2 separate regions of the Homo sapiens genome follow, and region 2 is linked to region 1. The links are chromatin loops, found by intact Hi-C in ENCODE. Cell type or tissue: K562. All regions are shown on one strand. Links, peaks and the distances in the headings refer to the core of each region. The heading gives the core; the rest is flanking DNA.

Region 1 (16,949 bases), core at 7,041-12,040:
TATTAATTGGCATGCTTTGATTGCATATACATCCATATGCTATTTCTGTAGTTAGACCTGTTTATATATGAAGCTGCCTTAAATTCTGTTTCTTTCTTTTGTATATATTTGCTTTCTTGCCCAGGCTAGTCTCAACTACTGGGCTCAAGTGATCCTCCTGCCTTGGCCTCCCAAAGTACTAGGATTACGGGTGTGAGCCACAGCACCCAGTGGTAAAGCTTGTGGAAACACACTGAGTAAGAAGCAAATAGTTCCAAATAGTTCCAAAACTATTCCGTGAAACACACTGAATAAAAAGCAGCTGAGGCGAGGCATGGTGGCTCACGCCTGTAATCCCAGCACTTTGGGAGGCCGAGGCGGGCGTATCTTGAGGTCAGAAGATCGAGACCATCCTGGCTAACATGATGAAATCCTGTCTGTACTAAAAACACAAAAAAATTAGCCGAGAGTGGTGGCACACCCCTGTAGTCCCAGTTACTCAGGGGGCTGGGGCAGGAGAATCGCTTGAACCCAGGAGGCGGAGGTTGTCGTGAGCCAAGATCACGCCACTGCACTTCAGCCTGGGCAACACTAAATCTACATCATTTTTAATATAAGTACTCTATGGAGGTCAAGAGTCTTGCTATCTTTGTTCATTAATAAATCCAAAATACCTAAGTAAGTGATTTATGTACTTTGATTGAAGGAAAGAATGTTGTCGGTGCTTTATAAAATGTTTGGAAAAGCTTGTCTATCTGTGTTCTAATAAAAGAAAAAGGAGGTTGTGATTGATATATTTTTACTCTTAGTGAAATGGTAGTAGTGGTTAGAACATCTCTTCCCTCATCCCAGCCATCCAGTCTTCTCACAGGAGCTTAACCTATAGGTCTAGGGGAAAACCCACTGCTGCCAGCCTGTAGTGCACTTGGAACCCACAGGATCTTGGATCTTGAGGCTCTTTAGAGAGTGACTGGCTCTTACTCTCATGGACAAATCTGAAATCTGTGTGGGACATGCCTGTCTCTATGTTTAATAGAAAACAAAGGGAAACTAAAATCTCCTGATTTTTCTATTTAATTATAAATGATTTTTGTTGATTATGATTAAACAATCAAAGTAAAGTCTAACTCAGGGTAGATAGCCCTGATATTGTTAAATTTAGAAGTAAATTCATATATAAAAACAAAAGGTTTGCATTTTTGAATGGGTGATGGAGTATCCAGGTATTTCTTAATAATGGCTATGGATTTCAGAATATTCCAGATCTAATTGTGTGATGGGCAAAAAAAAACAGACAGAAAAGAGTGTCAAAAGTCTAAGTGCAACATTAGAAAAGCAAAGCTAGTAAAAATAGTGCACATATGAGTTCCTGGGACTTCTGGTGCCAATTGAAAAGAAAACAAAGTGGATAAATATGTGATTGGAATAGTCAGCTGCTTTTTATTCAGTGTGTTTTTTTTTAATTTAACGTACAAACTTAGTTCCAGTTACAATACCAGAATCAAATTAAATATAGGTCACTCTTGGTGGTGGGAATTTAACTGGTAAGCTTATGTCTAACTTTTCATTTTCAATACAGGAATTTGGAGTATTTAAATAACCCTTTTCCTTACTCATATATTGCTCAATTACTAACTTTATTAGCAGAGGTCAACCCACTTCTGGTTATACAGATAGAAAATGGTACAGTGCTGCCTGCAAGCTTGCATTCTTGATATGCAGTGACTGCACCCTCTTCCTTTTTTTACGGCTGAGGACATTGCTGGGCATTCTACAAAAAATTCAACTGGAACCGATCCTCAATTGGCTGTCTATATTTGACTTTAGTAACACACCCTGATTCCAAAAAAAAAATGCTGACATGTGGAAGATTAGCATGAAGGTGAGAGGGAGGAAAGAAATCAAGCCAGTAAGCCCTAAACTTGTGTGTGCTGAATATTTCATGGGGAGCTGCATATGGGATTGTGTTTTTTTAAAGTATGTGTAACATCTGGTTCTTTTTTCCACTGAAATCATGTGCAGTGATTTTTTTTCCTACTTAAAAGCAGATTTTCTATTGTTTCATAAATAATTTTGCATTTGTACCAAAGGCATTTCTATTAATTCAATATGGTGCAATAAAAGTATTCTGTGGAATGGATTTGACCATATTGTTTATTGATCTCTTCTCTTATTGGCTTTATGTTCATCTTTTGCCAAATATCATATTAAATTTTTTATATTCCTCTGAACACAGACATTAGATATTAAAGGAACCCCTACTATTTATGTCCTTACCTCCCCTTTCCACACACCTGGGGTTTTGGAAATCAGTAAGTGGGAGGAGAGAAATAGAATTTGAGGCAGCTTCATTCTTGCAAAGCAAGAACATATATACATACACACACACACACACACACACACACACACACACACACACACACATGTTTCTGCTGCTACTCTCCACCTAACAAAGGAACAACATTCTTGTATCTGAGACTCTCTAGGAAATAAAAGACCGGCAGAAGGACTCAGTTCCATCCTTGAGGTTGCATTTTTGTCACTCAAATTGACTTAAAATGGACTTGAAGTCTTTTTGAATATGTGGGAAGAAAAAAATGGATTTAAAGTTCAACTTGTCAGTTTTTAAATTAAAAGATCTATTATTGTTTCAATTTTATGATAACTCTGACTTCTTTTTACACTTTCAGTCTTAACTTCCATTATGATTCAAGATGAGGACCTGAATCAAATGGCTTTGCTCCATGATTAAGCTGAAGACATGTAGAGGTTGCTAGGACTATAGTGTACATGTAGACACCCTTGGGGATGCCAGTCCTATATGTCCACCTGTATGCTAAACTTCTCTTCTGCTCCACTGTTAACTCAAAATTAGCAGGCCTTAAACTGAAATCAACATTATTTCCCACTAAACTAATATTTTCTTCAACCTTCCTTAATTCTAACAATGGCCTCATTACTTCACTGTTTCTGCTGCCACCACACTTCATCTAATCCTCATGACTTTAAGGCTTGAAAAATTCACCTAATTCATACATTCTTTACTGACCACCTAATCCCATTCTACTATGTAATATTTATTGTCAAGAATCATGTATTTAGCGTTACAACTTGTTGTCATGAATTGCTATTTATTTTTGTACTGATGTGTGCTATTGATTAGATTGTTCATCTTGAGTAATAGGATTATGTTTTATATCATTTTGCTACCCCCCATTTTGTACAATCACTTTGCACTATGCCTATTACAGATATCCAGTAAATGTTTGTTGATGATGTTAATGATCCTTTAACTTCATCTGTGGGACTCATGGTCAGCTTTTGATGACTTGTCAGATCTGCCTTCTACGCCAAATGTTGCCTTACTATGAAGCCTAAGTAGTTCCTATGTCCTCTGAATTTTTTTAATACTTTTAACCAGTCTAACCTTTTCTTGACACCACTCTTGCATTATAAATAATCTCTCCCTCTCTCTGTTCTTTTAAGTACTCTGGGCACACAGTGTAGTAGTCTGTTCTCACACTGCTCTAAGGAATACTGAGACTGGGTAATTATAAAGGAAAGAGTTTCAATTGACTTCACAGTTCTGTAGGCTTCACAGGAAGCATGGCTAGGAGGCCTCAGGAAACTTACAATCATGGCAGAGGGAGAAGGGGAAGCAGGCACCTTCTTCACAAGGCGGGAGGAGGAGTGTGCCAGAATGAGGAAGTGCCATACTTGAAAACCATCAGCTGTCATGAGAACTCACTCACTATCATAAGAACAGCATGGGGGAACCGCCCCCATGATCCAATCTCCTCCCACCTAGTCACTCCTCTGACACATGGGGATTACAATTAGAGATGAGATTTGAGTGGGGATACCTAGCCAAACCATATCACATAGTGAGTGCTTATAATAAGTATTTATGATTAACTGGCAGCTACTCCCTTGAAAACATCTAAATCTTTTTCTCGTTCTCCAGTCTGTAGACAAATTGAAGAGTTGTGCTGTGATACAAGTAGGTTATCAATATCTGAAAAGTAACAGGAGTGTATACGAAACCATTGTGTATAGTCCATAATTCCAAGAAAGTATGTCTAGATAAAACTCAAATTAAGGGCTATTTGGAAAGCTCAATGAGAGTTTGCCAACCAGCTGGAGAGGGTGACCTATCTCCACTATGGGTCATTACTTCATGTACTGTGCTCCTATCCTGTACACATCACTCCTAGGTATGTGAAGCTTGATACACATTTTTCAGGCCAACCACTAGCCTGTATATAGAGAAGATAATTCAAAACCAGTAGGAAATACTACCAGATTAACAGTCTCCATCATCACAGACCTAGGCATCTCAATGACTAGACAGACATTTTTGCATGACTTCATTCACTAGTTAGTGCCAAAGAAAGACAACAGAAGGAAAGATCCCATGTAGACAGCTATGCCAAATGGATGTGGCGCCACTGCTGCCCAGGAGTGTCGTCCTGGTAAACAGTCCTACGAAGACAGCCAAAGGGTGGGAGAGCCTAAAATAAATACAGATAATATTTGTGGTTTGACTCCCACACAGTTATGCAGAAGACATTATGGATTGGCTTGCCATTTGTTCTGGTATTTTTAAAATTACTAAGACATAAATAAACATATGATCTAAATGCAGAAATAGGGGTCTCTGTCCACCATGTGCTAGAAAAATATCTCAGGGTCTCAGGACTAAAATAAACAGAATTTCTACCATATGTAGAATTGAAAAACTATTGAATTTTGCCCAATTCAGAATAAGGCAAAGCATGAGTAATTACTTTTTTCTCTCTTTTCATTATAGCTACAGGGCAAGAGTATGAAAGATGAGCAATTATACGATGCTCTTAATTGATACAAGAAGTCAACTCAGTTAACTCATGGAAAACCAGTTTCTATTCTTTCCCCCACACTTCTTTGTAGAAGAAATTTGTATATTGAAGATAATTACTTGAACTCTCATTTTCATTTCTATACTATAAAAAATCAATAGATTTTTAAAAATGTTTGGAGAAGACGCGTAAATAGAAAAAGGAGCAGTAAAGAAACAAATATCTCCATGTAGAAAGACTTTAAAATGTTTGTGTTGGTATTGTTTAAGTTACTGTAAAGAGTATCTTTTCAAAAGAAAAACTAAGAATAAAATGGAATAAACTGGGGGGTGAGCATAGGCGTCAATTAAGTATGGTTTCCTAACAGATTAACAATAAATATATCAATTAGTATTTAGGAGGGTTATTTTGCGCTAAAGGAATAAATGATTTTTTCATTAAAGTTCAAAGAATATATGTAACATCTCTAAAGCAAAATTACATTTCCCTACATAGTTTGTAAGTAATTGGAGTATGTATAGTATCTCCACTGTTATCCCCCTAATCCATCTTCCTAATTTAGTCCTCATGTTTAGATCTCTTCTGCCTTAAAGAAATACCGCTTTTTTTTTCTTTGGTGGTGACTAGTCTGAGCACGTTATCTTTCCTAGGGCCTGAAACAGCACAGAGAATGTTGGCATTAGATTAGATAGATAGATAATGTTATAGATTAGATAATTACCACAAAATAGTATAGTGAGAAAAGTTCAAGTTTTGCACCACACAGATAAGAGTTCAAATACAAACATCACACTGTGGCTTTCAGCATATCATTCCAATTCTCTGAATCCTAATTTTTTAATTTGTACAATGATGATAATAATTTGCAGCTTTGTTGAGATAATTTATAAAGTGTATGGTACATGATAGGCCCAAATAAACAGTAGCTGTTATTATGATATCAGAGTGAAGTATGCTGTAATTATTTGCTTTATGTGTGGCTGTGTGAAATTTTCTCACTATTCCTAATTTCTGTGTTTATACAAACAGGAAAAATATATTAATACCACATGAAATACAAAGCTGTTTGTAGAAATTCAATAGGAATACGGACAAATCAACAGGCGAATAGTCCTATTAATTAATACAATCATAAAAAGAAAAGAAGTTACATGTTAAAAGTAGAAAGAGTAAGAAATTAACTATGAAAGTCATGACTAAGAATTCATCTTAGGGATGGAGTAACCCAGTTTTTATACTATACAGTCTAAAACTTTCAGAAAATCATTTAGATTTTTCCCTTGTATTTCCTACTGGTCTAAGATTCCTTTTTTATTTTTCAACCCCCCAAAAAGTAGATATGAAGATGATGGTTATGTTATCAATGTGTGAGAGAGAACTTTTTAAGAAGTATAGCAAAATTTATGCTACTGAGGAGAGAAGATAAAGCCTTTTAAATTATTCATATTGATAGAAGTTTGACTACGCAAAAACTTTGCCAAAATAAATTTAGAGGCATTAAATCTAAGATTCTTTATTGCAATTTTAGAATTAAAATTCCACAAGAAAAATATCAGAAAATTTAGACTTCCTTTTGGAGATAAAGAAGTTCCTTTTGGTTTGCCATTCCTATTCATCCTTCTGTTTTTTGGTCACTTATATTGTGTTGGTATTACACTATTTTTGTGTTTTGAAAGTATTATTTCACAAATGAACACATTGAAAGTGTCACTTGATAACTATATTATTTCACTATGCATTCAAATAACAGTGAGAAATATTATGACAATATGTGAGGTGTTTCTAGAGTTGCAGAGATAAATTGATCAAAACAAAGAGATCTCTGCATCTGCCCAGCATGAAAACACCTTTTAATTTAAGCTGAACCGATCTTCTAAGCATACCTGAGACAATTTGTTCTACTCAGATCTCAGTCATGCTCTCATACCAATTAAAATGATGAATGACATAAGTTTTACAATTGTGAAAAAATATATATATTGTAAAACAATATATGTCTATGGTATGTTTTTATTACAGTAAAAAAGCCTTTAAAATACTTAGTGCAATACGACATGGCTTTTTTCCATAATTGTTTGGAACTTGTGTTTGTGTTATTCTTCTCTGTTGGCACACTACAGTATTTATATCAACTTGACTTAACCTGTGGGCAATGTATCAGCAGGCGTAGGCTTTCACGCAGTGAGTGCAACCTTTAATGGGGAGTTATTATCAACATTCTTATTAGTAATATTTATATAGTGTAATAAATATGCTTATTTCTAAACTGGTGTCAGCAAAGCAAGTCCTTGCCCTGATGATCTAGCTTTAGGGTGCTGTTATTCCTTAGAAATCACATTTGTATACATGATTTGGACCAAGCCATGCAAATACTTCTCTATTTATCCTTCTGATTTAAGTATCCAGCAGCCAGTTATTTGAGGTGCACACAAAGTAACTTGAATGGAACCCACTACTTCTAAATACCCTAACTCACTAAGAATGAAGCCCAATTCTGATTGTTTATGAATTATCCTGGTTAGCTTACTACATGGAGATGAACTATGTTTTATTGTTCAAGCCAGGACAATGTTGATAGTGCAAGGGGCCCTCATTAACAACCTGGAAGAAAAACCATAAATCAGACTGTCTCATGCAAATCAGGCACCTTTTTTGTCAGCTTTGTTATCTTTGCAGCAACTTTATTAATAAATGCTTCTTCACCTCTCCTACTAGTCATCCATGTGAATTCAAATTAGGAAGCTTCAGCTCCACCATTTACTGGTTGTACAACATTGAGAGCTCAAGTCTTCTAAGATCTCTTCACTCATCTTCAAAATTGACATGATAGACTGGAATTGATGGCTCATGCCTATAATCCCAGCACTTTGGTAGGCCAAGGTGGAAGGATTGCTTGAGGCCAGGAGTTCAAGACCAGCCTGGGCAACATAGTGAGATTTCGTCTCTGCTAAAATAATAATAGCAAAATGAACATAATAATGTGGATGTTGTCGTATGCAAAGGGCTTATCACAGTACCTGAGATACAGTGAGTACTCAACTGATAGTGATTACGATTATGACCATTTCCCTGGAGGATGCCCAAATTGGAGGTATTGATGCTGTCATTGAGCAATGTAGTTTATGAAAGTTGTATACCATGGCACTTGCCTGAAAGATAGGAGGTAAAATCTGGATGGTATTACTTTAGAAAGCACTCATTTCTTTGTGTAACATTAACAAAAGAATAGATGTGTAAAAAATTTTTTATCAAATACAGATATTCCTAGAGAATTCCTATGGCTTTTCCCCACACTTTCAAGACACATGTGTTTTCTAATATCTTAGGAGGCTGGCCCTTAATAACACAGCAAGATAAGGTAAGCACTCACTAAGCATCTTTCCAAAATAATAGTTTATGATGAAAAATATGAATCTAATATTTACAATTCATACAGTGACATGGAAAGTTTATTTAACTGGCCCTAGTTTCTGTCTATAAAATGTGGCTTATTAGAATGCCTCGCATGATTCAATATAACAATGCATGCACTTATCATAGCATCTAGAATATAATAAGTAATCAGCAAATATTAGCTATTCTTTATTATCTGTTCTATGTTTCATCTCACGGGATTACTTCTCTGTTTAACAAAATGATGCTTACTATATTTCAACATTTCTTTAATTGAAGACACATCATTATGCTATATGCCACTAAAGTAAAATAAAAACCACTATTACTAAATAAATTATCTGACACTATAGATTATAGTACACATCACACTTTCAAAAATGTTACATATAAATTTAAAATGTGCATTTTTGAATCAATGAATGTAATAGACAATTATGCCAAACAATCTGTTTCAATGCATTGATGAAATCAAACTAGAACATCTTCTTAAGCATAAGTGAATATATATATATATATATATATATGTGTGCTTATATTAAGTGCATCTGAAGATCTTTTAAAAATGCAGATTAGGAATCTGAAAAATCAATTTCTAAATTAGATTCCGACTTTGGGGTTGACTATGATGTTCTGCTTAAAAATGCAGATTAAGAATCTGAAAAAAAAACCTATTTCTAAATTAGATTCTGACTTTAGAATTGACTCTGATGTTCTGCATTCTTAACAAGCAGCCAGGTGCTGCTGATACAGTTTGCTGGGGTCTACACCTTGAGTAACAAGGAACAATTCTGGCCTCCTGGCTAATGGTCATTTTCTGAAGATAATGCTCTCATTAGAATGATGGAAAGGGTGTTTTCAAACTGCTTGTGCCTTATAGGTAGAATATCTACTACATATGTTCTTATCCTCCATCCCTTTCTTCCACTTATCTCTTTCTCTGCCTCCCTGTCTCGGTCCCTGTGTGCCTCCCTGTCCCTTTGTCTGTCTCTCTTGCTCTCTCGCACCCACGCCTGCATCCACACACACACACCCCACACAGCATATGCATACAAATACACACACATGAAAACATAATGACCCACAGATACTTCAGTTCTGAGCTACATTGTTTTTGCAGATCCCTTCGTGTCAAGATGTGAACATCCTCCCTTTCTTAAACAGAAAACACTAGGAAAGAACAATGCACTGGGCAGAAAGTTTATTTTAACAGTAGCCTTTTGTTTGATATTTAGTTGATATTCTAACAGAATCTGGTTTATCCAGAGATAGCTAAACTGGGGTTACTACAACTCCTTTGCACGCTTTCAAAGGTTTTGCCTGCTTTCAAAGGTTTTGCCTAACAGCAAGGCAATCAGTTGACCAGAGCTGACGATGTTTTATTTGACCAACAGATGGCAGTAGCAGTCTCTTTTTTTCCGTGTAGAAATCAGAAAATTGAAACTAACCTATTCATAAGGTTTTTCGAAAAGCACTCATCAACGTTTTCTGGGTTCTTTGAATTCTTAGCTGATTTCAAAATGTTATCTCATTCTTTGAGCACTGGACCACTTAATCACTCTTATAAAATGTAACCATATTTTCAGGAGACATGTTACCTACTAGATCCCTATTTGTCTAATTCAAATGGAAAACTAGGAGACCGAGACTGTCTCATTTCGCATATGCATAATTTTTTACTTTATGCATCGGGATATTCTGACTACACTAAAAATACATTTCTTTAAAGCAAAAAGGATAACTTACATTTCTGAAAATTACATACATTTGCAAATGAGCCAGAGTAAATCATTTCACCAATCTCCATCAAGATCAAATTTTCAGATCTAATCAGCTGTAAACTTCAAGGATATCTAATGTGTTTCCCTCTATAGTGTGTCTGAGAATATGTGTTATTTTTATTAGTAAATTTTGATTTGATGTATCTTTACTGAAGCATTCTCATACTCATTTCACCACATCTTTTATGTAAAATTTGGCAGGACTATATTTGAATATCTTTTTGTGGAGTTTCACATAAGAGATATAGAAAATATTTTTTAATCCTCACTGTTCTATAAAATGGGGCATGTGTAAATACAAATGTTTGTAACTGTAGAATGCTGTATATATACATATAGATAGGGTGTTTTAAGTTAAAAATAGCAAATTTTTAAAATTATAGAGGGTTGAAATAAATTATACATATATACAGAATTCCAGAATTACATACATATAAAACAGTTTTCTATTTAACATTTAACTACCACATTTAAGAGCATCATAATTTGCCTGCTAGCCTCAAATTTAAACTCAGAATATCATTAATACATTTAGATTCATTTTCATTCTCTCCTTTAAGCAAACCAGTAAATATTTATAATTTACCTGTCTTGATACCTTCTCTCCTTGATACCCTCCCTAACTCCTGGCTAGGGCTTTGTGTTATGCAGTTTTTGTTTTCTACATTTTCCATGACTTTATGCACTTGTCTGTTTTGGGGCTCAGTCTTGCTTTTAGATACTTAATTCAGAAATGAAAATAACACAGAAACTCTTATATTTATTCTCCATGGATATCTAAGTATAGATTAACAGAAAGACTGAATGTTTTCTTCTGAAATTGTGAATAAGATAAGGCTGTTCATTTTCACCTCTCTCTCAACTTAGTACTGGAACATCTAATCATGGCAATAAAGCAAGAAAAAGGAATAAAAAATACACAGATTAGAACAGAAGAAATAAAATTGTCTTTATTTACAGATGCCATGTTTGTCTACATTGAAAATTCCAAAGGAACTATAAAAAATGCTCCTAGAACTAACAAGTGAGTTCCACAAAGTTGCAGAATAAAAAGTCAACACACATTTCTCTGTTCTACAATTACTATGAGGAAGCTAAAATTAAAATACAGTGTCATTTATAATTACTCCAAGGAAAGTAAAAAAAAATTTTTTATGGTAACAAATCAAAGAGACATACTATGTTCATGGATTGGACAGCTCAACATAATAAAGATGTCTATTATTCCCAAATAGATTTATACATTTAATAGAATTCCTGTAACAATCTCAGCAGTTTTGTATACATTTAGACAAATTCTTTGTAAAATTTACATGGAAAAGGCACAGGGTCTAGATTAGCTAAAATCATCTTTAAAAAGAAGAATAAAGTGGGAGAAATTAATCTACCTAATACATAAGGCTTATTGCCAGACTGTGTGGTACTAACAGAAGGATAGACACATAGATACATAAAAAGAATAGAGAACACTGAAAAAGACAGACAAAAATATGCCAAACTGACTTGCACCAAAGGTGCAAAAGAATCCAATGAAGTAAGGATAGACTTCTCAACAAATTATACTGGAGAAATTGGACATCCATAGGCAAGGAAATGAATCTCAACCTAAAAATCACACCTTTTACCAAAAATGAAATCAAAATTAGCCATGGGCCTAAATGTAAAATTGAAAAGTATAAAACACTAGAAAAAAAATAGATGAAAATTACTGGGATCTATAGCTAGGCAGAGTCATCTTAGATTTAATACCCAAACATAAACTGTAAAAAAAGATTGGTACATTGAACCTCATCAAAATTTAAAACATTTTCTCTACGAAAGACACTTTAAAAGGATGAAAAGAGAAGCACCAGACTGAAAAAAAAAAAAACAAACTGGTATGTGAAACACAAGAACTTTCAAAATTCAGCAGTAAAAGCAATCCAATTAGAAAAAGCCAAAATCAATAAACAGACATTTCACTGAACAGGATATATAATTCTATGATTATCCCAGAATTAAAAGTTTAATTTTAAAAAGTTACAGGAAAAAAAGGAATTTAGCTAGGGAAGGTCAATTTTTTTCTAAATAAAAAATATCACAGAAACAACAACAAGAAAACTGATTAATGATACAATAGGCATAATATTAAAACCTTGGTTATAATAATAAAAATAATAACTTTCATGATCTTCATGATTTTTAAATGTATTCACATAAAAGAACTCATTCTAATTTTTACAGCAACCCTAAAAGTTATATGGATTTTTCCTATTGAAACAGAACATTGGAAAGGTTAAGGTCAAGAATCTTGTCATGAAGTCAGCAAGTAAAAGAGCTGAGATTAAATCTCAAAAAATTTTGGTCCATATGTTCTTCCTAGAATAAAATGAAGGTATTTCCACTTTAAATTTAGTTGCTTTTGATCAAGAGGGAAGATACTAATATTAAATTGAAACCTAAGAAATAATTGCTAAATAAGTTAGGTGCAAGCATCCTTCTCCAAAAAGTATATCTGTATTAAGTTATTTTTACAAAAACATCAGACATCTATTATCTATTATTGTACGGATGCTGTGGCCAAGTCAAAAAATAAGTATAAAATAATTTGCAGTCTATATAAAATAATTTAAGGAGGAAAAATAGATCGTTTCACACAAAATATCTTTTTACTATCCTATTATTATTTGTAAAAATCCTACCATTCTATGTATACTTTTGATTATAACACTGAAGTCTTCTCCAAAAAATAATGTCGTCATAAATGTTACTTGTGTCTCATACGTTTATCTCTTGGGAAGGGTAATGTGATATACCAGTAGTGTTAGTTAGTATTCTCAGAAGAATTTATTTTTTTCTATAAAAGAGTAGGGTATTAAAAAAATAAGTCATAGAATTGGTAAGTTTGATTTGGGGAAGGAGCCAGAACATTTCCATAAAGCAAACTAAGTTTAGGAAGATTGGCAGAAGCAGAATGGACCAATGTGAAGACTTAAGATCTGCGGCTTTCAAAATACTGTCCTCAACTCCAAAAATCGAAGTCTTTATTTGATTCATGTAGGCCAGTAAAGAGTAACTCCATAGAATTTCATTTGTTTGTATCCTAAGGGCAACATACTTACTGTTAAGGACAATTAAGGGAGATATGTTGAATTGAGGAGGATAATTACCAGTCTTCGAAATAGGATTACCAAACTACTTTACAAAGCTCCTGCTACAAATACTTATCGATCTTCGGAACTACCATTTTCTGGAAGCACAGTTTGTTTTATTAGTCATCTTGACCTTTAGCTGGCTAGGGTCTTTAATTTTTTACAAAATGTGTTTGTGTGTGTCTGTGAATGTGTTAGGTTATAGTGAGCTTAGCTTTCTCCTTATCAGTTTAGGCTTATTGTGGATTATCTTTTGATTAACAATACATGGTGAGAATTGCATATTTTTGACTTTATAGTAATTGAAATTTAAGACATATACATTGTGGTTAGAATATATATACATAAAATATACATAATAGTGCCAAGGTAAATAGATACATCATCTCTTCCACTTCTACCTCTATGAATTTTTGCCACTTAAAATGTACCATGAAGATAATTAAAATAAAATTCTTGAGTGTTTAAAAAATTTTTATAGAACACTGTTTTCATAAAATAAATGCATGTGGTATGGTTTGGCTGTGTCCCCACCCAAATCTCATCTTGAATTGTAGCTCCCACAATCCCCACATGTTGCGGGAGGGACCCAGTGGGAAGTAATTGAATCATGAGGGTGGGTCTTTCCCGTGCTTTTCTTATGACAGTGAATAAGCCTCACGAGATCTGATGGTTTTATAAGAGGGAGTTTCACTGCAGATGTTCTCTCTTTCCTGCCACCATGTAAGACGTCCCTTGCTCTTCCACCGTGATTGTGAGGCTTACCCAGCTATGTGGAAGAGTGAGTACATTAAACCTCTTTTTCTTTATAAATTACCCAGTTTCAGGTTTGTCTTTATCAACAGCATGAAAACGGACTAATATAGCAGCACGTAAACGGAGTTGAAATTTTCCCTTGTAAATTAAATAATGATTAAGTAAAAATAAGCAAAAAAAAAACAACAACCACTGAAATGAGTTGTTAGGAACGAACTTATTACAATTTCTTTCATCTCTCTTCTTTATACTGGAAAATGAGAACATGTAGAGTAGGCAGGTCTCAGAGTCTTTTACTGTCCTTCATTGGACAGTGGTCAAAACTTTTGAGACTTCTCTTGTCCCAGGAAGCCAGGAGGCAACAAAATGATACAGACCCGCAGAGAAAAAGGAAGCTTTCAAAGGGAAAAGGGTGAGCACAGCACAGAAGTCTACATAAGACAAACATGAATGACCTTCTGGTTTGATACGGGGTTGACTGATCACTTATTTCTAAACTTTCATATTATATTGTAATTTCCATTTGACTTTTACTTAATACCATGCAGAACATTAAAAATTGAGATTGCCTTGTGGATATAGGAAAAGGAGATTTATAGTCCAGGTTAGGGAAGTTAAAATGGATTTTGATAGAGTATGAGGATGCTATAAAATACATTTAGGATTGAATATTATACAATGACATTAGAAAAGCAAACCTGTGTACATGTATGTAGATAGCCCTAAAGCTTTATATGCATATATATGTAGATCGAAAGAAGGAATTATGTTAAATATTTAATTCCTGTTTTCAAAATATATAGCAAGTTCTATTTTATGCATAAGAAAACTGAGGCAAGGACCTCTATTAATATAGATGTTATTTATCGACATTATCAATTCTAGAACAGTGTCACTCAGGGCCACTAAGCACCTCTAGCTCTCAAGCACATTTGTCATATAATTTGACTTTTAACTCCCACAGGTAGTGAGTTCTTATGGATATGGATTGAGAAAAGTATAAAACAATACTTTGTCACACAAATTTCCATTTGTCAAAGATGGAAATAGCTCTGTGTGTTGTAAAATTTGCTTTGCCTTGGAAACTAGTTCAACAATGCTTTCACGTTAGCACTCTTTTTATATCTGCTGAATGGAAATATAGGGCTTAATAACTTGAGCAAGATTCAAACACGGTTTTTAAAAGAAGTGGTGCTTATGGCATGTAAGAGTTTCTTGCTACTAATGAACTTGAATCAGAAAGTTCTGCCATACCAAAAATTTTCAAGCATAGTGCATTTTATCAAAGATATGAGAATTTAACTATGTCAAATTAATATCTATCCTGGTAATTGAAAAAAATTAAATGAGAGTAATTAAAAGAAAAGCAACACAGAAAAATGACTAGGCTGAGGTAAAATTAAATCTTCCTTGCCATTTTCTTCTTTTTTTTTTTTTCATTTTGGGGCAGAGAAAGTGCTGAAGAAAAGAGAAACTATAACTTCTTATTCATTGACGGGTAATAGGTATTTTTATTCTAATTGTACATTAAATCCAATTACTCTGGAAATAAGAGGATTGTCATTTAACTTTTAGAAGAAATCTAAAAATTAAATAATATCTGAACAGCAGATGGCCTTGTATAACGTGGTTCTTTAGGGTTATCAACTTGAAAAGGAAGTATAATGGAAGAGAGGGAGGATAAAGGGAGGAGGGGTGGATAGTAGGTGAAGGTCCTTGGAGTATTGTTTTCCCTTAGTCATAAATCTCCAGGACTAGCAATGTGGTATTACTGCTTTAAACATGCTATTGAAAATACTCTCTCTGCATCACAAAAATGACAAAATCCAACTTAGAAGAAAGAGCCGTTGAGAAGGTTGATTAATGATTTATCTACCTGCGTACAATGTGAAATGGTATTGAGATAGGGACTTCTATGATGAGAGCATCTTATCAAAGGAAAGTTCTATCAGAAAGTAATTGATTTTCACTTGTTCAGGGAAAGAAACTGCTCTCTGCATGAGGCCAGATCCTTCACTTTTCAGCAGATCATTATGTTCTTTATTATTTATGCCTATCTAGACTGGCAAACTTGCCCTAGGGTGAATGTGTAAAAAGGTCTTTTGTTTGCCTTAGCAAAACAGCCAGGAATCGTGGTATTCAGAGTCCTGAGGATGCTGAGGCCATTCACTTTGTATGACAAACCTTAAGATGAATCCTCAGAGCTAGAAGGGAAAATACCACTCCAGCTTACCTCCTCCCCTCTCCTCCTCTCCATTCACAGCACAAACACAGATATATAAATACTTCAGGAGAACTGAGGGATGAGGGACTTGTGGTCTGTCCCTAGCATTGTCAGAAGAGAAGAAAGTGTGTGTGTGTGTGTGTGTGTGTGTGTCTGTGTCTGTGTGTGTGTAGGGTAGGGGGGCTAGAAGGGGGTTGGTTCAGACTTAATCCTTCTGGGGTCATCTTGCACCTCGGAAGGGGCAGGGGCTGGAACCAAAAGCCTTCATTATTAGGGGTTAAAAATAACTAATGACTCAGAGGGTCTGGAGCCAGCATGGCAGAGCATTACTGAAACACATAGTTTCCTTGACAATTGTTCCTTCCTGACAATGGACTCCCCTTGCTTCTCCGAGGCAGCCTTACACTACACAGGTTTAGGCAGTAGAATGTTTTAAAAGCTTGTATTCGCTGGCCAATCAGCATAAGAGCTCCCCTTGGTGAGAGTAAACACAGGGGGCACACAAGTCCACTCTAGATACTGCAGGTTTCAGGGCAGCATCTCACCTGAACTTCTCTGTACACTGGGTACACTGGGAAGAAGTTGTAAAGGAGAGCACGATGCCATAATAGTAAATTTAGGCAATTTGGCATTTTAGACAAACAGCAATATCCGTTTGTCGGGATATAACTTTCATAACTGGGTTATAGAATCCATAACTAGTTACAATCCATAACTGGGAGAAGCCAAATTGTAACTGGAGACAATGCAATCAGAGATTAAATTGAAAGCCACCAGGACTCTGGTATTTCCTCCAGCTTTGCTTCTTTTGTGTGGTGACTTCAGCCTCATCTGCTGCCACCTTTGT
Region 2 (16,949 bases), core at 5,347-10,346, 390 kb after region 1:
AAAGTAATATTTACAACAGTTCAGAACACCACAGTTAGGAGATAATGTCAGCAGCCAAAGAAGTTATGATGGAATTAATCAGTGACAATGACACTTTTGTGTGAAAGTTCTGTTTGGGCTTTATTTATTCCAATTAGAATGGGAAAAAAAAAAGACAAAGGAATTTTTTTTTCTGTGAAAATGAAGTTTGCCCTAAGATTCTCTAGTGGTGCTAGACCTAGAACTATATGAGACACAGAAATAGTCCTAATTTGAAAAATTAGTTTGGGAAATGGGCTAAAAAGCATTTAGAAGCATGCCTTTCACTTCCTTCTCCTTAGAAACATTAAGTTATGTTATTAGTGTGAACATGGTCTTGAATACCTCTTTTCACAAGTTCAGGGTTCAAAATGTGATCACAGCCACTGTTTGACTTACGTTTTCTCATATGCTTTTGTAAAATAAAGGGAATAGACTGCAATTGTTTCTAAAATTATTTGTATCTCTAAAAAGAGTATGGTTCCCTTTATCTCTGGAAGATCATCCAGGCTTACTAAAGGGTGAGCAATAATCCTGAGGGTTTAATCTGAGTATCGTAATAATACTATTTAGGAATTTATAATTGCTTGAAACTTTCCTCTGCTAAATTTTGTATATGTGTTATAAATATACTAATTTATAATTTATACAGAATCACGTTTTTATTTTAGTCGAAAAGAAATATCCTAAGTATAACAGTGGTTCTCTGGGCTTGTAATGTAATGTCTCTACCACACTTAAGCCTTTAGTAAAATAATTGAGATGTTCTAATGGTAACAATCACTGGAGGAAAGAAGCTATTTTCACTTATTTCCTAGAGGGAAGGGATACTTAATATTCTGTAATGCATAGGACAGTTCCTTTCAACAAAGCATTATTCTTCCTCATATCTAATAGTGCCCTTGTGGCAAAAGACTAAAGCAACGCCCTAACCCATGTTCATATTTAAAAATGTGCAAGTTTCTCTTTTTGCCTCATGACAGATATCAAATGAATGACAAGGACTAGAAAGTTTCTAGAAGGCTAATCTTTCATGGCCAATCCAACTAAGTAACAGTAAATATAATAAACTAATAACAACCAGACAAAATTGCCTGATATTTAAGAGATGCTGGGCTTGAGCCTGGCAACCCTTCATATATTGCCTCAAATGTTCTCTGAAGGGGAAGAAAAGAAACGGTTGAACAGTGTGTCTTGGAGCTGTTCTTATAGGCATGTATACTAATCCTCTTCAGAAAACACTTTGCATTGATTACGTAGAAAAACCTTCTTGGACAGAAGCCAAACAAACTCTCAATACTGAGGAGAATATGGCAGAAAATAAAGACAAAATTTACTTTTCTAAGCTAGGATATTGTATACTCATGGACAACTGAACTCTGCTATGGTTCCTTTTGCCCCCCAAAGAGCATATGTTCAAAACTCATTCCCCAGTGCAACAATGTTGGGGGTGAAGCCTAATGAAAGGTAATTAGGTCACAAGAGTTCTGTGCCTCATGAAAGGATTCATGCCATTATCTTCGGAGTAAGATTTCTAATCATGGGAAAATGGGTTTCTGATAAAAGGACAAGTTCCTCAATCAGCCTCACCCTCTCTCACCCTTTCACCTTCCTCTATCCGATGATGCAGCAAAAAGACCCTTGCCAGATGCTGCCCCTTGGTCTTGGACTTCCCAGCCTATGAAACTGTAAGCCCATCAGTTTCTGCTCTTTATAAATTATCTGGTCTCAGGTACTGTTTCAGCAGCACAAAATTAAGGAAGACAGAAATTTGGAAATGGAAAAGTGGGATTTTGCTATAACAAATACCTGAAAATGTGAACGTGGTTTTGAAACTTGGTAATGAATGGAGGCTGGAAAAATTTGGAAGAGCAGGCTACAAAAACCCTGTGTTACTGTGAACAGAGGATTAAGAGCAATTCTGGTGAGGGCTGAGAAGAAGAAAAGAACTATAGGGAAAAGATGGAACATCTTGGAGATTGATTAAGGAGTTGCATTCAGAATATTGGTAGAAATATGGTTAGTAAAGGCCATTGTGATGAGGTCTCAGCAGAAAATAAAAAATACCTCATTGGAAACTGGAGTAAAGGCCATCTTTGTTATAAATTGTCAATAAGGTTGGCTGAATTGTGTCCATATCCCAGGGCTTTGTGGAAGGCAGAGCTTAAAGAGATTAAGACATCTGGTGGAAGAAATTTTCTAAACAAAATATTGAAGGAGCTGCATGGCTACTTTTACTTACGTATAGTATGATATGAAAGGAGAGAAATGACGTAAAGATAGAATATATAGTAAGCAAGAGAGCAGAGTGGAAAGATTTGGAAAATTCACAGCCTGGCCACATAAAGAGTGAAAAGGCATCTTTAAGAGAGTAAATCAAGGGTTTGGCCAAAAGTCTGTTTGCTCGAAAAATTAGTACCCATAGGATCCTAAAACACATTTCTGAGATCTTTGAGGCAAGCTAAGACCTTGAGGGCCAGGTTTCTAGAGAGGCACTTTCAGGATCTCAGCCATTGCTGCCCCGTGCTGCCTCGAGTGTCTGATCCTTGCATTCAGGCACAGTGCTCTCCTGCTGTCCCATCTGTGCCTCGAGCAGAGTATAAGTAGTAAGCTTTGGCAACACTCATGCCGTGCTAACTCTGCAAGCCAACAGAGTTCCTGAGCTATGGGGGTATGGCTTCTTCCACCTAAATTTTAAAGGATGTTGCCTACAGCCTAGGGGTTCAGGCATAGACTTGCCATAAGGATGGAGAAACTGCAGAGAGTACCTAGTAGAACAATGTCCAGCAGAAATGTGCAATTGAATCTGCCACAGAGAGCCTCCACCAGGGCAATGCTTAGTGGAGCCATGGGAGCAATGCCACTTCATAGACTCCAGAACTGTTGAGCTGCCATCATGCAACAACAACTTTGGAGAGCTGCAGGCATGAGATTCCAACCTGTGAGAGCTGCTATGTGAGTCAAGCCAAGTAACGCCATATGAGTAAGGCTATCTGAGGCCTTGGGGGCCCAACCCCAGCCCTAGTGTGACCAAGGGGTGGCACATAGAGTAAACAATTTTTCTAGAGTCTTAAGATTTAGTGTTGTGTGTCCTGTTTGGTTTTGGACTTACTTGGGTCATATTACTTCTTTCCTTTTGCTTATTCCTACCTTTGGGAATGGGAATATTTATCCTATGTCTGTTCTACTTTGTATTTTGGAGAGAGATAACTTGTTTTGATTTCACAGTCTCATATTTGGAAGGGAACTTGCCTTAGGATTAATCGTGCCTTGGTTCCCAGTGATATCTGAGTTAGATGAGACTCTGGACTTTGGACTTTTAAGTTGGTTCAGAATGAGTTAAGACTTTGGGGCTACTGGATTGGAATAAATGTATCTTGCTCATGAGAAGAACATGCGTTTTAGGGCAGTCGTGGAATGCTATGGTTTGAGTGTGTACCTCAAAAAGCATGTGTTGGAAACTTAATCTCCAATGCAACAGTATTGGGTGGTGGGGCCTAATGAGAAGTGATTAAGCCATGAGGACTTTGCCCTCATGAATAAGTTAATGCCATTGGGAGTGTGTGTATTATCACAGGGATGGGTTCATCGTAAAAAGGCAAGTTTGGTCTCCTTTTCTCTTCTCTCTCTCTTATCCTCTGTCTCTCTTATCCTCTCTCTCTCTTTGACCCACTCTTATCCTTTTGCCTTCCATTATGAGATGACACAGTTTCTTTATAAATTAACCAGGCTTAGATATTCTATTATAGCAGCACAAAACAGACTAAGGCAAGCTCTAAGCTCCATGTGGATGAGGACTTTATTCTGCAATTCCTTAACATTCCCGCCAACATTTAGAAGACTTAAAAGCAGATTGTGAGTATTTTATGAGTTTACATGACTCCTAACTTGCTAGATTCTCAAAATAAAATTAGATAATTAATCTATTATAAAGCTTCTATTTTTTAAATAAGCACATGATATTCTTTTTGTAACATTATAAATGGCTTAGTTTTCAATGGGATTTAAACTTTTCTTGAAAAACAAGAGATAGATATAAGATAATAAAAGTATAAAATATAATAGCGAAATAAAAGACAAAATATTTAGGGATAATATTTATCATGTCTGCTGTATATGAAAGTAAAATGAAAATCCAATTGTTGAACATCAATTATGCATGACACTGAGAACATCCTGGGCCACTAACAGTGTATTGCCTTGCGATGGTTTGTGTTGTATGAAAATATTTTAATGGAATGACATAGAATGTGTAGAAAAAAAAATCTTTTCTTTCTTCTCAACATTGGTTAGAGTCTTAGTAAACCCCTGTGTATAGTATCATATTCTATTAATATAAGCAGATGTAGAATGTAGAGAGAACAGCAAATAAAATGCTTCAAATAGAACATGACTGATGCTAAAAACATATTTTTCTAATGTGATCGTTTTATCAATGCAAAAGAGAGTAGGGTGTTTCTCAACTGAAAAATATTTTTAAATGGTAAGTTTGTAGTTGCTAAGTTCGGGTTAACTTCAAGAATCCAAAAAAACAGGCACATATTTAAAGTTTAGTAGGACAGTAATATCAACTAGTGTCTTTAGTTGGTGATGTTTTTTCTCTTTTCTTTAAGTCTGTCAACATCCATTATATCTAGGGAAAATGTGGTCATAGAGGGTTGTGGGTTTTTTTTCATGAAAGTAACATTCTGGATAGATTTTTTAAGGGAAAAATAATTAGATTTTATGTGTGTGTATAATATGTATGTATATATCATTTTTCCTTTGAGATGAAAGAATTAGTAAGAAATTTTTAAGAACTAGTAAGGAACTAATCTATTCAGCTGTTGGCAGATTGATATGTGGTAAGGGTTTCCTAGGACGATTACAAGAGTGAGCTAAAAAAAATCAAGGGAAAAATTCAAAATATTAGGAAAAATATATCATATATATGTCAAGGTTAATAGATTGAAAAATATTCCCCCATTGATTTGTGCAGCAAAACTGCAGGCAATTTTAGCCTACAGGTGACATAGTAAATACAATTTTTGTTCTTGAGCTTTTTGACATTGTTATCTTACCACGTTTAGCAAAAGGTATCAAATCGATTTAAGCTCTTAGGATAATGTTTGGCATATTATAAGAAATCAGTCTGTGTTGGTGATATTGTTGTCATCATCATTGTGGTTATACTTCATAATTGGTGGATTGCTAAGTAATCTAGCAAATCTGAGAAATGGACCTTTTGGACGATAGAACTCCACTTCTGAATAAGAAGATGGCAGTTAGCACATATTTGGGAATCCTGTGCTTATATTGATTACCACTGGGCAGAAAACAATCCCAAGGCAGAGTGATGTGTTCAGTCATAATCTGCCAAAGAGTAACCTGGATCTTGCTTTTAATTTTGGGGCCTGGGGAGGGGAATTCCAATTTAGCCTGGAAATTAGAGGCTACTAAAATTACCTATAGGTGATGGTTTTTATCCAACTTGTCACTCCTAGCCTGAATAGAAATAGTAGGAGTTACTGAAAGTCCAGAATCTCTGGAAAATGTTGAAGGCTCAAACCAGGTGCCTGCAGTGGTCTTGGTGTGGCTAATGAATTTCTGTTAATATCTATCATTTTGATTTTTCTGAAGTTAGGTGATAAGAAGGTAATCAAATAATCCACAAATATTTATTCAATGCCTATATAATAAGAATCTCCAGACATTTAAAATGTTTCAGATACTGTCCCTGTCCATAAAGTGTTTACCCTCTTTCGATGAGAAAAATACTTTGAAAATATTTATTTTTTAAATATATTACTAGTAACATCAAAGGTATAGCAGAGAAAGTAAAATCTCATAAGACTTCAAAATGTTGCCTATATACTGTGTGCTATCATAATTGCAAACAGGTTTTAGTGTTTTGTAAGCACAGCTATGAAAATAATTTACCTACCTGAAGTGAGCATATCAGTCACAGAATTAAAGACTTAAAGAGTTAAACTTATTTATCTGTTTTTGTTGCTTGGGATTGTAGATATTTTAGCAAATAATAACATGTTTTAGAAAATACAGAAATGAATTCCAAATTTCTGCCCAGCAACTCAGCAATGAGAATCTTCCTTATGTCCAGTCTGCTTTATTTATGCTAAGTCAATGTGCCAATGTTTTTTTAAAAATTCCCAAAGAGTTCAGAAAAACAGAACAATCCGTATCCCTTTGCCCCACCAAGTAATTCTAAATCATAACTTTCTGATTCTTCGAGATCTTATCCCTATTTTCCAACTCATTCATTCAAACAACAAATGAGGAGAGGTGGAGAGGGAATGAAGGAAGATAAATAATAGGTGATAAATTTGGGGAGGAAAAGTAAGAAATGAAAAGACCAATCAGGTAGGATGGAACGTAGGAACACTGTAAAAATTCAACCTGAAAGTAAACAAGTAAGCTTATAATAGTCTAAAACTGAGTAAAAAATTTCTATCCATACACCTACTATGTACCCACAAAAATTAAAAATTAAAAAATTGTAAAAAGTTCCGTTCGAGCTTCTCTAAACCTGGCAACTAAAAAAAAAAAAATCAATTACATATTAATGAAGTCATTCTCCTCTCCTTCATTAGAATTTTAGGTCACTAAACTCTTTTCACTTATTAATTGGCATCAGTATGTTGATTTACTAAGGATCACAGAGTATATCCGCTGTGGAAGCAAAACCGGACCTGACATTTGCTAGCTCAGTCTGCTGCTTTCACATATTTTTTTGTTAGAAAAAAAAAAAACTGTCTCTCTTTGCGAGAGTAAAGACGAAGAATTATCAGAGAAAATATGCTATTATTTTACCAAATTCATCAACTATAGAAAGTAGAAGCATTCCTTCAAATATCAGTAGCTGTTTGAAACTTTTGATTAATCAGTAACCCTACAAAAATAATATGAATATGAATAAAGATAATTTAGAAGACACCTATGAGTAGCAAATTACATTGATTATAAAATATAGTAATTTAAATACAGTCATATATGTAATGATATAAAAGTAAAATGTTAGAGTTTATGAATATAAGTTATATTGAATTATTCTTAGCTAGAAAAATTTTAAATTAAGACTTTATCACAAAAGAAAATGTGAATGTAGGATGTCATAGGATTAGTTTACATTTTGCTTTTTCCTAAAGTATTATTCTATATAGGGTATAAAATTTGCCAGTGCATACACACTCATGTACACACATAGTGTTTACATATCGGAAATGTATTATATATTTCATATATGTATATATCACAAAGAATAAAATATTTCCTGTTAAAATGTATTTGGTAAAAATCTTTATAAAACATGTTTTCATAATAACTAAAAGCATACTGAGACCGAACACAATTTTATATATAAAATGTAATTCAAGAAAGACTTTTAAGTGCACTATAAATACATTTTAATACATGAGTATGTAATGGAAATTTTCTGATCTTTCTCTGCCACCTAGTGGTATACTCGACAGTTTGTCTTTTTTAAAAGGCTAGTGCAAAACTTATTGAATTGGAATTTACATATTGGAATTACAGACTCAGTCATTTAATACATATGAAGTTATGAGTAAACAGAAACAGAAATGCAGTGTATGCATTGTATGGTATTCATATATTACCTTGTCAATTACAAGGTTTTCCAAGGCTTGCTTTGCTATTTACAAAATGTAAAACTTCAAGGTTAGAACGAACAGGATAGAGCTGTTGCCGTAAGGCATAATCTTCCAAATCAGGTTCCAAAGGAACTGTCAAATGTTATGTGAAGTTTTAAAAGTCTAACTAGCTATCATGTACTGTTTAAGTATTTGTAATCATGTAGGAATTTCTCAAGCACTTGTATGTACACTGGTTCACTTAGTTATGTCACATAAATTAAAATGTATATGATGTATTTGTTGTCAATACTAACTTTAGAAATTAATTACCTATAAAAGCAGAAAAATATATTGAAGTTATTTGGATAGAATGATAATTAGACAAACAAAAATAATTATTGGTTGCACATTCATGCTCTTCTGTGTGGTAGAGAGTCTATTTTCTTGAATGAAGGAGAGGTTTGCGAGAGCAGATACATGTAGTTTCAAAATAAATGATAAATACAGAAAGCCATACATTTCTAAAATAAAACACTCAAAATGAAAAGTTCAGGTGTGTGTTATTTAAAATGCTCATTATACTCAAGGACAATATTGATAAGTTAATATCTTTCCTTTGAAATATTTGCTTAGTAAAAAGAGCTTGTTATCAGCCTCCCGCTGCCCCTGTCTTCATCCACCTGCTGGGAGATGCACGTGCTTTTGTGAGGGAAGGCTGGTGTATATGAAAAACTTACTGGGTCTTTATAATTATCTGTAGCTAAGAGAAGCAACTTTTTCATATAGTGAGAATTGACTAATGCAAAGATTAAAATGTCCTGGTACCTGGACACAATTAATATTACATATTATAGAAAGGGAAGTGATTTATTATAAAATGAACGAAAACATATGACTTATTTGTCTTAAAATTAACATTAATAGAAAGGAATGAATATCATTTTTTTTCTTTGAGAAAGGTCAATGTACCTTTGCACCTGTTTCTGTACTCTTAATCTGGGAAATGACTATTCTATAAGATTAGCATTCATAATTAATTTCTAACCCTGTTATATTGTTACAGGATCATTGGGGTGTCATTTTTCTGGTCGGAAACCTCTGTGGGTGGCATTGTTGCCCTAGTTGCCCTAGTAGCTCGGGCCTACTGGGCTTGTTTTACCTGCTTGTCCTGGCAATCTGCACTCAGCTCACACTACCAGCCTGGGTCCCATACTTGCCAAGCGTGATTCAGGTGTGGAACAGCAAAGGGTGTGTGAATGAATGTGGGGTCTAGCCACTGAGCACAATCAGATGTGACAGCTACCACAGCGGGACAGGCAGCTCCAGGTGCTGGCTTGAGATGCCAGGAACTGCAGAGCCCCAAAGAGTCACCGCCCTGGCTACAGAAGCTTCCAGGTCTGGGATTTCTGAAGGGCCTCAGTTCTTCTTTACTCTTCAGCAGCAGTGTGTCGAGCAAGGGACATGTTTCAGCCCTGTTTGTGTTACAGCTCTTTTAGCCCCACCATTTGACAGATCCAGAGTTCTTCTCCTACCACCATGAAGAATGAGATATGGAAACAAGTGGGACTATGAGCAAGATGAATAGGAGCTTTATTGAGTGATATAACAGCTAAGTCTCCTGCAGGGGGGCAGCTCCTTTCCACAGCCATGCAGCCACAGTGTCCAGATGAGTGTTCAGCTCCTAGCAGAGAGGAGGCCCTGGAGTGGGAAGCTTCTCTCTGCAGGGAGGTTGTCCTGTCTCCCCAGCTCTCAGCAGAGAGGAGGCCCTGGAGTGGACTGTTCCTCTCTGCAGCTAGTTGTTCTGATGTCTGTTCTGCTCTGTCTGAGCCCTGGGGTTATATGGGCCTCAGATGAGAGGAAGTGTGTGCTGATTGGTCCATGGGTGGCCATGGGTGGCCCGGAAAAGGCACCACATGCACTTACTCCAGTCTGCATGACTGGCAGCCTGACTGCCAGCCTTCAGGCCTTCCCTGGCCTGAAGGTGAGGCCTCACTGGGGACTGCCCCCTTCCACCCAGGAGCTTGTCTGTCTCCTGCTGCCATCTATGGTGCCCAGGCTGCTCATGCAAAGGGGCATCTGTAGGCCAGCACAGGGCTGTCCTTAGTCTCCCTTGGCCTCCCTCACATGCCTGTTGGCGCCCGAAGTCCAGAGGGGCTCGAGGCAGCAGGGGCCTTGTGTCTCAGCATTGTCCCAAGTGTGTGCATCCCTGGCCAGGCTGCAACAGTGCCCAGGCTTGGCCCCACATTGCTCCAAGACTGGAGTGGATGCTGACAGTGGGGAGAAGCCAGACAGTGGGAGCAGGTACTTCCAAGCCTGCAAGGGCAGGAGGGGTCTTCCTGAGACCCCAAGAGTGCAGGGATGCATGGATGCACAGCTGTGGTTTGGGTGGCTGCAGCTGTGCCTGGGAGGATGGGGCTCCTGCCTGCTCTGTGGAGCATGCTGTCCTGACCAATGCCTTCCTGCTGCAGCCGGCGTGATGGCAGTGGCTGCTTCAAACTGCTTGCCATTGCCATCAATATGACAGCCTGATAGAAAGGCACAATTTTTATAAAACTGTCTACAAGAATGGATGCAAGACTTATTTTTATAGGAGATAATCTATTAAAATTTTTTGTGGAAACTGGTGCTTATGAGAATATAAAAGTTAAAATGCAGATAGATTATTAAAATTATGAAATTAGTATATATTGTGCAATTGTTTTCCAATGAATATCCTAATACTATACTCACTAATAAGGTCAAAATGAGAAGAAAAAAAGGATGGATTTGCTGTGTTCCACTGTATACTTCAAGCATAGAGTCTTTTTGGCACTAGGCTAGGCTCACTCCTGATGGAAGTACGTATTTTATTCACAGATTTTAATTTATGTTGAAAAGGTATAGTATAATGTAGTCATTACAAATAGAAATTAATGCTATACAATATGCCGTATGTTTATTTGAAATTATAACTGCCAGGTGTCTAAAACATGGTAGTTATTTCCAAAAGTATTTTTCATAGTTTATTTTCAAATTTGCATTCCTCTTTTATTGTATGTACTTAGTATAAAAAATGTCATTCTCATGCAAGACTCTTACAAATGAAGCGTGGTACAAACTTATTTGTTTTTTCTGATTAAAAAATATATTTTTGACATAAAAATACATGTACAAAAACAAGAGAAAAGTAATACTGAAAAATACATTCTTATCAGGCCTATGTGTATATATAATATATATTTCAAAATATTTAAAACATATGTGTGTTTATATATGGTTTTATAACTAAGTTTGGAATCTAAACTATCAAAAATAATTTTATATCATTACTTTTTGCTTCAATAATATTTTATTGAGTGTAATATTTCATGCTATAGAGCTTTGTTCATAAGCTTTTGGTAACCAACCATTATTGTTGAATATTCTCTATTAAAATCAATAAACAGCTCTGATTATTTTAGTCTATCCATTATAATTATTTTTAATACAAATTTCTAATACCTAAGTTAAATAACAAAGATACATGGTAGATATTGATATGTATTTTTATATTGCCCTCAGAAACTTAGTTAAAATGCTGAGAAGCAATTGTTAACTAGGTATCAAAGCCTTAATATTTTACATCCTCTTATTGTATACTTCTAGTCCTTTAAATCTCGCCAAAGGAAAAACTCAAAAATGTATACAATGCTGTAAGCCTAAAATTTCAGTGTCATTTTTTACTTTGAAATATTAGAAACCTTGTATATACTTTAAATTGTCATAATGCTTAAGTAAATTCTAGTAGAGTAGTTTTATGAGATATTATGTAGCTATTATTATTATGACAAAGAATCTATAATAACATGAATAATATAGGTGATATAGCATTAAATAAAAATAATGACTTATAGCATATTAACATATTTTAAAGAAACAATACAAGGATACTAGAATATACACCAAATTAACCCTAGGCATCTTTGAGTGGTAGGAATAGGGGCCGCCTTTTCTTTTTCCTGCATTTTCTTCTTATTTAAAAATAGGCGTATGTTGATACATCAATAAAATTTGTAATTTTACTTTAAAACATTAATCATGTATGTGTATAATTCCCCAAATTGAATCCTTTGGCTCCCAAATTATTTACTTAATAGCAAAATAAGATTCTAACCATTGACATTTACAATGGAAAATCATAAATATGCTCTCCTGACAATTTCCCTTAAAATTTAAGAGAACTCACATATGAACACATCCCAGAATATGTTTTCTTCCTTTCTAGTTCATAAACGCTACATAGCTGTAATTGGCTACTGATATTTAAAAGGGGTAAATATTCTTATCAGGTGCAGAGTAGGCAAGAAAAACTACTTATAATGTGGAGCAGTACTTTCTAAACTAGCCTAAGGAACTCTAAGGGAGACAGTTTTTATAAAGATTCATGGATTCTTAGGTGTGCCAAATAACTGCCAAAAAATGTGCAGTCTACATATATATATATATATATATATATATATATATATATATATATATATATATATATATAATGTAATTGCAAATTCAATGAAGGGACCAGTGTCAGAGTCTTAGTAATATGAATAAAGAAATGAATGAAAATTTTGAGAAAAATTAACATTATTGTTGCTTTCTTTTTCAGTAGGTAAAAATACCTACATTCAATTCATTCAGTTAATGAATGGTAGAATTACAGTTATTACTATTTAGACGTCTATTATTTATATTAAATATTACATTGTGATGAGGTTTTATAGTAAAAAATTATCAAAATATAGCAGACATATGTTTCTATAAAACAGTTCAAATCAAATCTTAAACAAATGAAGCCTCAAATTGTAATTAAATCTCAATAACCTCTCCAATGAGACAGAATTTAAATGTTAAAAGCACATAGAAGTCCTATTGTATAGTTACTGCTTTTGAGATTTATTGTTGTTGTTTACTTTCTGCCTTCATGTCTTCTCTATTTTCTTCTCATACTGGCTTGCAGCTAGCAGGAGAAACTCTCTTCTAAGATGTGATTTACCCCTGACTCTTGCTGTGCCTGTAGATTTTACAATCTAAGTCAATCCCACTCACAGTAGGGGCCATTGGTAAAGTACTTCAGCTCAGAACAGCAAATTGGCTAAACTCTCATTTTGGGTGTCCAAGGGATGCCCATGGGCAACTGACTTCCAAACATCCAAACAAAAGATTTCTAGTCTTAGTAAGACAAATATATACCATATAAGCTTAGCTGAGATACAGTAATGCTTATAATCTATAGTCTCAAATATATTCACATCTTGCTTACCTGACCATTTTTATTGTTAATTATAATTCAAAAAATGTTTTACAGAAATGTAAACTTCCTACTCTCAAAGAAGCTAAATTACAGGCATATCATAAAATACAGGGTGTCATATTATAGAAATTTCAAACTTGTGGCTTTGCCAATAGCATTCACTTAGTCAAATCAGGTATAAACTGGCTTATTTCTAAATGAAGCTAAGAAGTAAACTTAATCTAAATTCTTGGATAAAAAGAACTTTTCAGATTTCAGCCAACTTCTTTCTCCTTCCTAATTTACTTATAAACAGAGTCTCCAGTAGAGACTGTCTGTTTATAAGTAAATTAATTTTATCAGCCTCTGAAGTCAGACTCCAATTTTAGGGAAAACTTGCAGGTGATTGTAGTGGACATGTATCAGTCTTTTTGGATATCCCATTTGAACTACTATCCTATGCTTGGGAAATTCCAAACTGAACGATGTCAGTGACATGCATATCCTTTCCCAGCATCACTTATGGGCAGAACATAGATGCCTGACCTGGGCTCTGTCAAACACAGCAAGCATGTGCCTAGATTTGGAATTAGGAGATAGTGAGGGAAAGAAAGGGAGCTACCACTGAGTCCCAGTAGAGACAGAAGCAGGCGTGGCTAATTCAGATTCCCAGGACAGTTGTGGCAACAGTGTTGGTGGTAGATCTAGTATCTGGGGTTAGCTTTTAGAGCTTCAGCATTCAGTGATGATTAGCAGCAATAGCTGTGATGCTGTCTTGTTGCAGGATGGGCCTGGGGTTCAGTTTCAAGCTAGAGAACCCTCAGACCAGTTCTCCAGCCCTTTCTGTGATTTTGGAACTATTCAGTATCCTTTTCATAAATTGCCTTTCTGCTTATAGAACTCACAATGATTTCTCTTGCCTGTGACTAGTAACTCTAATAAGTTGTCTAAATCAAAAAGACTGTGATTAAAGATGAAGGAATGCATAGAAATGGCAACAGTGATTGGCCTTCAAGTAAGCTTGATTATTCAGTCTTATGGTTGTTCCCCATTTGTTAGGTGTGAGCACTAGATGGTATAAAGAACCTCTGGCTTCAGTCAAAAGATGATTAAATTGAGTCATACATAAGATTAAATTAGGGCAGCTTTTGCAATAAACTTGTGTTTGGGGAGAAAATGCTTATACATAAATTGGCAAATACATAAACTATCGTGAAGACTTCATTTCATTGCTTAAACACTAATCTATTCACATAGTTCTCCTTTTACATTCAAGCCAGAAACTGTGTTTTTATATTTTTCTTTATCTTCGGTTGTAGCTCTTCAGATAGCAAGTTTACTCTTATACTCCTTGACAAGTTATATACAAAAATGAGTAAGTATATTAAAAACATTTAAAGGTGTTATCATTAAAATTATAATGAAATGATTTGACTAGATATAAATAAACTATAATCATGGGGATAATAGAAAGTTGTACATCAGAAACCAATATTTTTTTGACCATTGCTTTTACAGAACACTATTTCAAATAAGAGATAGCATAGTTTATGTAGAGCATGGGCCAGAAATGGAAATACCTAAACGAGCTGCTAAAAATGATAATTGTATGAATTGTGCTGTGCATAAGACAATAGGAAATGGTGATGGCAGTGACATATTGGTTAATGCATAATTTTCTTAAAGAATTTTAATTTAATTTTAAAATTTAGATATAATGAATACATACACACACACACACACACACACACACACACACCACTGTGAGTACTAGAAAACTTATCTGTAGGCTTAATTTTATCTATAAAACAGACCTTCATATAATTTCTCATTTAGAGTTGGTTTCAGGAAATATAATCCCTCCTCCTCTGTTTCCTTCTTTCTGAAGGTCTTTGTTGGCTTTTCAGTTCTATAACTCGAAGGACAATATATATACCTCTGTAACTCAATGAGTTAAAAGTCTGTTTATCTACTACCCATTGCAGATGAGTCTGTTTTTCTGAATAGACACTATTATTAAACACACAATTCTAAATTTGATCGATAAATTTAGAAGGCTAGTGAGTGAATATTCCTTGATTCCTGTTACATTTAAGGCAAAGATGATCTGATAGTATAAAGACCTTTTCATTAATGCTTTAAGAAAATATATGATTTTTCTTTATTGTAGTACACAATTAAGGGTATCCATCACCCAAATAAAGTAAAAGATCGTATATTGTCATTAGGGAATATGGTGAATTATTAATGTATTTTTCTCAGTTATCTATGTGTTAAGCAAAGCTTATAATATGTTACAAGGTTACATCCATTTTGGATGTGTGCATAATTTCTTAGTCACATAAAATAAGTGCGGAGAATGCAGAAAATATGCTGATGGCTGTGTTTTTAATGTTCATGTTACTGAATGTTAATAAAATTATTTGATCTGGAGGTCAAAAACATTTTTTTTTAATTTCCAAAACTTTCTAGAGCTGTCTGCACTTTTCATTTGGAAAAAGAAATTGTGTATGGAAAATATTTAGCTGTTTGGGAAAAACAATTGCTACATAATACATCAGTTACCACACAACTGTCATACAATACAATGAAGTGGTTACCAAAACAACATGTTTAATTTATTTGTTTGTTTTATGCACATAAATATTTTCCACATGAATAATGTCAAAATGTCTTCTGATTCAAATTGAAATTCACAAACACCGTTTCTTTCTTCTCCAAACAAATTTTAACATGTAAGATTTACTTAGAAGTTCTTGCTGAGACATGAAAGTTAAGGTGAAGCCTATTAAATCATTTGCTCAGGTAAGATACCTTATCACAATTCACAGCACTGCATCTACAATATTCTCTCCTAGGAATAATTTTTTTTCAAAGATTTTTGAACTTCAATATATTAGTGTAGCATAAAAAGGAGTTAAAGAGTTCTAGTGTTTGGGAAGGCAACTGAGAAAATTGTGAGTTCTCAACATAAAAACTTTAAGAAACCACCTACAGGTGTTTTGCAAAGTTTTTTGTCCTTTTTTTTCAGAAGTAACTGCTGCCAACATATATGTTGAGATTTTTTTTGAAATGGTTAGCTCTTAGTAGAGTTACAAAGAGTTGATCACAATCCCATCAACTGCCACCTATACTTGTATTTCAAAAGTGTCTGGTGATCATTTGTGAATCATATAATTTTCAAGACCAAGATCATACGTTTGGTATCATGAGAACCATACTGTAGCAAATCAAAGTGCAACAAATGTAAGTATCAATAACATATCTCAATGATTTTAAGATCAACTTGTTGATTTTGTTAATTTCTGGCCCGATTTTGAAGTTAAATGATTCCTCATCCCTTGAAAAAACAGAAATGTACTCAAAAACACTTTTTATTGTATCTTTGTCTGCTGTCAATTGTTTCTGTATATTGTGAAATGAAACTAACCCATCGGCCAAGGTGAATGAGAGAAGGGTGGTCACACCCACTTTGTTCCCAGAGAGGGCAGCTTCAGAGGAACATCTTGTTTGCACCTCTGAGTTAAGATGGTTCCTGTAACTGGAGCTCAAGCTCTGGTGGGAAAACTCCTTCCACCAGCGGCCTGAAAGGGGCAGCTAAAAAAGACTTCTGGTTTGAGCTTGGAAACTACCCAGCCAGAACTTAACTGTATTCAACCAATTAGGACTGAACAAGTTGGAATTCTTCATATGCATATGTGGACCTCATTGAGGGCTGAGGCAGAGACTTTCCCTATTCATTAAGCAAGGCCTGCTCTTTGTTATCTGGAGCTTACTTCACATTTGTTTCAAAGGTGTCTCCCCTATCTGAATATTGCTTTTTGTTTTTGTTTTAAAAACAAAACTCTCCTTTGTTTTTCCTCTGAAGACCTCATTGGCTTTTGTTAACAATATCAGGTATTTCTTTGATTGCAACATCATTGGGATCTAAAGAGTTTATGTAGAATATATTTCCACTCATTTGAGAATATTGGACATGAATACTTCTAAAGGTAAAAAAAGAGCTAGAGCTTTTTTTTGTTGTTGGTTTTGTGTTGTTTTTATAGATTCAGGGAGCACGTATGCAGGTTTGTTACGTAGATATATTGTGTAATGGT

The links. A loop is a pair of places that touch in the nucleus more often than their neighbours do. Peaks named below come from ENCODE experiments on the same cell type or tissue, not always from the same donor. Only the 100,000 strongest peaks of a DNase experiment are listed, where the experiment ranks them.
Region 2: it touches region 1 in a loop (15-fold over the local background); 86 of 110 quality-filtered maps call a loop at or near these places.

The regions. Positions count from the first base shown.
Region 1 is chr3:87,160,719-87,177,667 of GRCh38, reverse strand. No RefSeq gene overlaps it. Among named protein-coding and RNA genes, the nearest start is that of MIR4795, 57 kb to the left of the region's middle. In K562, for the core only: a CTCF peak has its summit at 9,604 (motif pointing right); no DNase peak of the experiment used is centred there.
Region 2 is chr3:86,764,810-86,781,758 of GRCh38, reverse strand. No RefSeq gene overlaps it. Among named protein-coding and RNA genes, the nearest start is that of VGLL3, 220 kb to the left of the region's middle. In K562, for the core only: a CTCF peak has its summit at 7,468 (motif pointing left); no DNase peak of the experiment used is centred there.